Regions from separate parts of the Homo sapiens genome. Here region 1 is linked to region 2. A link is a contact called in ENCODE Hi-C or POLR2A ChIA-PET data. All regions are on one chromosome and are shown on one strand. Each heading gives the region's core, a stretch centred on a gene start or an enhancer-like site at or near the end of the contact. The rest is flanking DNA. Distances are from core to core; before and after follow the strand shown. Region 1 has its middle 22 kb from the start of BHMT. Region 2 has its middle 62 kb from the start of JMY.

The links. Hi-C counts contacts between places; a loop is a spot of excess contacts on that map. ChIA-PET counts read pairs that join two places held with the same protein, here RNA polymerase II (POLR2A). Pooled maps may share reads with other maps.
Region 1: a loop to region 2 is called in a map of Caco-2, with 9 times the contacts of the local background. The contact joins two enhancer-like sites. A Hi-C loop is called at or near these places in 2 of 168 maps with a recorded cell type or tissue (Caco-2 and PC-3) and 1 of 50 pooled maps. POLR2A ChIA-PET finds 5 or more read pairs at or near these places in 4 of 52 experiments (A673, Panc1, RWPE1 and 1 more).

Annotation. Positions count from the first base shown.
Region 1 is chr5:79,132,490-79,135,248 of GRCh38, reverse strand. No RefSeq gene overlaps it. Among named protein-coding and RNA genes, the nearest start is that of BHMT, 22 kb to the right of the region's middle. Within about 2 kb of position 1,453, at least 25 of the 41 ENCODE cell types and tissues checked have a DNase peak (open chromatin) inside an H3K27ac peak, as active enhancers do; they include PC-3, where a contact is called at or near this core.
Region 2 is chr5:79,172,643-79,175,342 of GRCh38, reverse strand. No RefSeq gene overlaps it. Among named protein-coding and RNA genes, the nearest start is that of JMY, 62 kb to the left of the region's middle. Within about 2 kb of position 1,387, at least 3 of the 41 ENCODE cell types and tissues checked have a DNase peak (open chromatin) inside an H3K27ac peak, as active enhancers do; they include PC-3, where a contact is called at or near this core.

The DNA of each region.
Region 1 (2,759 bases), core at 204-2,703, 40 kb after region 2:
ATTAAAAATAAGTGAAATGTTTCCCTTAATACATTTCATGTAAGTATTTACATAGGAAACTTTCATAAATTTATTTATTTTTATTTTTATTTATTTATTTTTTTGAGATGGAGTTTCACTCTTGTTGCCCAAGCTAGAGTGCAGTGGTGCGATCTCGGCTCACTGCAACCTCCGCCTCCCAAGTTCAAGTGATTCTCCTGCCTCAGCCTCCCAAGTAGCTGGGATTACAGGCGCCTGCCACTACGCCCAGCTAAGTTTTGCGTTTTTAGTAGAGATGGGGTTTCACCATGTTGGCAGGCTAGTCTTGAACTCCTGACCTCAAGTGATCTGCCTGCCTTGGCCTCCCAAACTGCTGGGATTATAGGCGTGAGCCACCGTGCCCAGCCTGGAAGCTTTAATAAATTTAAATGTAAACATCTAACCATCTAACCACAAGTTAAAATGATCATGCGTTTGATTTCATGGCATATAAATTAACCTGTTTTTACTGTTTTGCTGTACATGACTTGTTTGGTATTATTCCTGTAACTCACAGCAGCATAAATGATGACATCTGTCTCTCTCATTTTCCATCATCTTAATTTTTCATCTATCCAATGCCAACAGAATGCCTCCAGCTGCTTGAAAACCGGAAGCATTTTCTGGCCATTCCTTTCTCTCACCACACTCCCACCAATTTTACCAAAGGATCCTACCCTTCCTGTTACCATTTTTGAGAATTCTTTGCATTTGCCTGCCTTTCATCATTTTCTGTTCAAACACTAAATATTCCTTCCTGAAGATGTTTAGAAATATTATACCTTGCTATCTCTAATTCTGTCGTTTAACATCCCACCAGGCATACTATTTCTGAAGCCGTTCATAAGTCCTATTTTTCTCTCTTGAAATTGACTTCTTCCTCCTTTGTTATCTAAGAGCCAGGGTCCTTGACCTGGCAGGTAACACGTGGGAGGTTCCAGACTGACTGAGTGGATGTTATTGACTATCAAGGAGGCTATTTGGGAGAACAGTCTATAAAGCCCTCAAGCCCTTCAGTGTGCTGAAGGCTGGAAAAAAAAAAACGTTTCTGGGGAAAATGGGGATCTAGTTGGAGATGCATAAAGCCTGCCTGCCTGCCTGCTCTCCTGCAGTCCCTCCCCGCCCTCCTTCCTCCCTCCCTGCCTCTCTCCTCCCTCCCTCCCTCTCTCCTTTCTTTCCTTCCCTCCCGTTCTCCCTCCCTTTTTCCCTCCCTTTCTCCCTTCCTTCCTCTTTTTTAATTCCTGACTCAAACTTGTTAAAGGCTTTTCTTGATGGGTGCGTTGTCCTGGATGTGATTCAAAGATCCACATGTCTTAAGAAAAAACTGACCAAAACTGTTAGAGCTTAGCCTGATGAAATAACTTAAGTTCAAACAAAATAAGGTTACTCATGCATTTCCTGCTGGCGACCTGCTGCCCCCATCTGGAGAAGTTGGGAACGGATGTTCTTGATTCATTCCTGCGCAGTTCTTGTTTCCTTTAGGGGTCTGCGTTGGCTTGGCTGTCTTATCCAAAGGTGGTTTGCTACAGTGTGTAGAAGTGTCAGAGTACAAACTGCAAACAGTTTATTTAGTGAGTTCATGTTTACTCTGAGTAACGCCAAAGACCTTTATTTTATTCCTGGCTGGAGGATGACTCCTTAGTTTTGTGGACCATCTGTTCTGGTACTGCCCCCCAGCTTCCCCAACCCTTCCTACAAAAGGCTAAGCTAAAGCCGTCTTTCTTGACAGCCTTGGAATAGTGAGAAGTGCTTCCTGACTTTGCATCCTGCCTTGGTAATCTTATCCTTAAAAGGATAGTTTGGACTTTTGATCTCTAAGGTCCCTCTGGTTCGGAGTCCATAAAAAATATTTACCAGTGAGAAATGTCTATTTAACATAAATCAACTCTTAGGTATTAAATGAGCTTTCTCTCTTAATGAACAAGATTTCTGGAAATAAAATGCACATGTTTGGAGGAGGGACTGAAATTTTAAAAACAATTTCAAAATATGAACTATACCACTAGGAGGCAGTGTTGACATATAATTTAATTCAAGAATGTCTTTACCATAGCTCCTTTTCAGAAAAATATTTTAAAAAACGATGGATATAAAAATGATTAAAGGTTATAATATTTTGGTGGCAACAAAACTCTGAAAAGAATATTAAAGGAACATGCATTTTACACAGTAATAGAACAGCAAGTCCAATAAAATGTCATCTGTGAGTGAAAGCTTTAAATACTGAGCTTGGTTTGAGAATATAAGAGAAATGATAGATAACAACTTTGCCAAAAAAAAAAACAAAAAACAAAAAACAAGTGGAGTTCACTCTTGTTTCCACTAGCCATATGCAGCCTCTGAAAGTTGTGCTGCTTTGGCTCTGTTTCTGTGCATTGAGGGATTAGGGGTGGATTATTAACTCTTAGTAACAAAATTCTAGCAATTTCTTTGCCTTTCCATTTATTTATTTATTTGACAGAGTCTCACTCTGTCTCCCAGGCTGGAGTGCAGTGGTGCAATCTCAGCTCACTGCAGCCTCTGCCTCCCAGGTTCAAGTGATTCTCATGCCTCAGCCTCCCGAATAGCTGGGACTACAGGTGTGTGCCACCACACCTGGCTAATTTTTGTATTTTTAGTAGAGACAGGGTTTCACCATGTTGGCCAAACTGGTCTTGAACTCCTATCCTCAAGTAATCCGTCCACCTCCCAAAGTGCTGGGATTACAGGCGTAAGCCACCACACCTGGCCTATTTTTGTTT
Region 2 (2,700 bases), core at 138-2,637:
AATGTTTTACAGTGTGTGCGTGTGCGTGTGTGTGTGTGTGGTTGTTTTTTTTGTTTTTTTTTTTGAGACAGAGTTTTGCTCTTGTTGCCCAGGCTGGAGTGCAATGGCACGATCTCCGCTCACCGCAACCTCCGCCTCCCAGGTTCAAGAGATTCTCCTGTCTCAGCCTCCCTAGTAGCTGGGATTACAGGCATGTGCCACCACACCCGGCTAATTTTGTATTTTTAGTAGAGACGGGGTTTCTCCATGTTGGTCAGGATGGTCTCGAACACCCAACCTCAGTTGATCCCCCTGCCTCGACCTCCCAAAGTGCTGGGATTACAGGCATGAGCCACTGTGCCTGGCTACAGTGTTCTTAATGTAACTAAACCAATGTAACTAAACACTGGTTTTGTTACTATGGAGACAGATTAAAATAGACATGGAGCTTTAGGTATCAAACTGTCAATAAATTTACTATGTAAAAAATGGAAAGTAGAATCAGAAGGAAGGCCAGACAAAGGTTTTCAAAGCAATGTTAGGAGATTTAATCTATAATATAGTAGGAAATGAGAAGGCCAGGGAGCAGAGAGACCTTTAGACATTGGATCCTCAAAAATCTTAAGATAAGAAGTTTGAAATGATTATTTTTGAATCACTATCACTGAGACACGTAATCTGCCTTATAAGGAAAATAATCTCTTTTTCTTTGGTGAGATTTGATTATTTTCAACATTAGTAATAATTATCCTAAAACAACAGTTGTTACATGCTGACTTTTCATTAATAATGGTACTTTTCAATTTATGTATCCATGCATATACACTGTGGTTTGTTTTGTTTTTTTTTTGTTTTTTTTTTTTTGAGACAGAGTCTAGCTCTGTCACCCAGGCTGGAGTGCAGTGTTGCGATCCTGGTTCACTGCAACCCCCTGGTCTCCTGGGTTGAAGCGATTCTCCTGCCTCAGCCTCCCGTGTAGCTGGGATTACAGGCACCCACCACCACACCTGGCTAATTTTTGTGTTTTTAGTAGAGACGATGTTTCGCCATGTTGGCCAGGCTGGTCTTGAATTCCTGACCTCAAGTGATCTGCCCACCTCGGCCTCCCAAAGTGCTGGGATTACAGGCATGAGCCACTGAGCCCAGCCTCCTGGGTTTAACTTAGAAACATTGTCACTCAAATTTTAAAAATGAACAAATGCCATTTAATTTTGAGGAAACAAAAATTGGCTTTGTAAACTGACCAACTAATAAACAATTATGAGCATACATTTGGAGCATTTTGCTTTTGGGAACTTCAAAGAAGGTGGCAAACTGTCAGTAATTACAGGCATCATTATCCTTGTGTTATTCATAATGAATCAAATAGAATGAGGGCGGTGCCTCCAGTCACGCAGGAAACTTGAGCTGGAACCCTCAAGACGTGAATGACAACACTAGGGCAATTAGAATCAAGGCTTTTTTAGAATGTAAGTAGCACTACTTACAGGAACATTGTTATTTACATACACAAAGTAAATATTGAAAGATTGGCTTAGGCTAAAAATACTCCAGGTGAGGTTGTAGGACTGGATACTGAAAGAATGAGTTCATATTGTGGGCTTTCTTTTTTTTTTTTGAGACAGAGTCTTGCACTGTCACCCAGGCTGGAGTGCAGTGGCGTCATCTCCGCTCACTGCAACCTCTGTCTCCTGGGTTCAAGCGATTCTCCTGCCTCAGCATCCTAAGTAGCTGGGATTATAGGCACCCACCACCATGCCCGACTAATTTTTTGTATTTTTAGTAGAGACGGGATTTCACTATATAGGCCAGACTGGTCTTGAACTCCTGACCTCGTGAACCACCCGCCTCGGCTTCCCAAAGTGCTGGGATTACAGATGTGAGCCACCACGCCCGGCCTTGTGGGCTTTCGAAATAGAAAAATACTTTTTTCTCATGTTTATTTACGATTAAAGCCATTTTTTAATTCAAGACACATAGGCAAACGTAATTTAGAAGAGAGTTAACCAAAAGTTTGTCCAAGAAATGACAAATGTAGATTATAGCCAAGTACATGTCTCAATTTATAATATTACAATCTTAGGCAAATTATACTTTGCTACATTTTAGCCATCTTATAGGTATTATATTTGAAAATTATTTTGACATGCTCTGTTTTGTGTAACTTTTTTTTAAAAAGTATCCTGGGCAAGGCAATTTATGTATCATCTATAAAACATGGCAAAGTAATTCAATTTAGAATATTTTTCTGGTAGGTCAGTCGAACAAATAAAACTTTCCTATAGATCAAGAAGTTGCCATTGGTCTTCCTGCCCATAGTAAAGCCTTGAATAGAGCCAAGGTGCTTTATTTGGAAAGGAATGAAGGAAGTGTCTCTCCTCTGCCAGGGAAGGAAGCCCACAGTGATTGAGGCAGTTTGAATCTATGCTTTCTATTTTAAAAAGTTCTTCTTGTATAGGCATTTCTCTTTGCCTTTGACACTTTCTGTTGTGGGATAATCCTGCCAGAGTGTTACTTGGAAGAATATATCTATATATCTATATCTATCTATCTATCTATCTATCTATCTATCTATCTATCTAAAATAGATATATCTGTGGGTTTTTTGTTTTGTTTTTTTTATAAAAAGCCTCCAGTGGGATATATCTATATCTATATCTATGTGTGTGTGTGTGTGTGTGTGTGTGTGTGTGTGTGTGTGTGTGTTTTAATGCAGGGAAG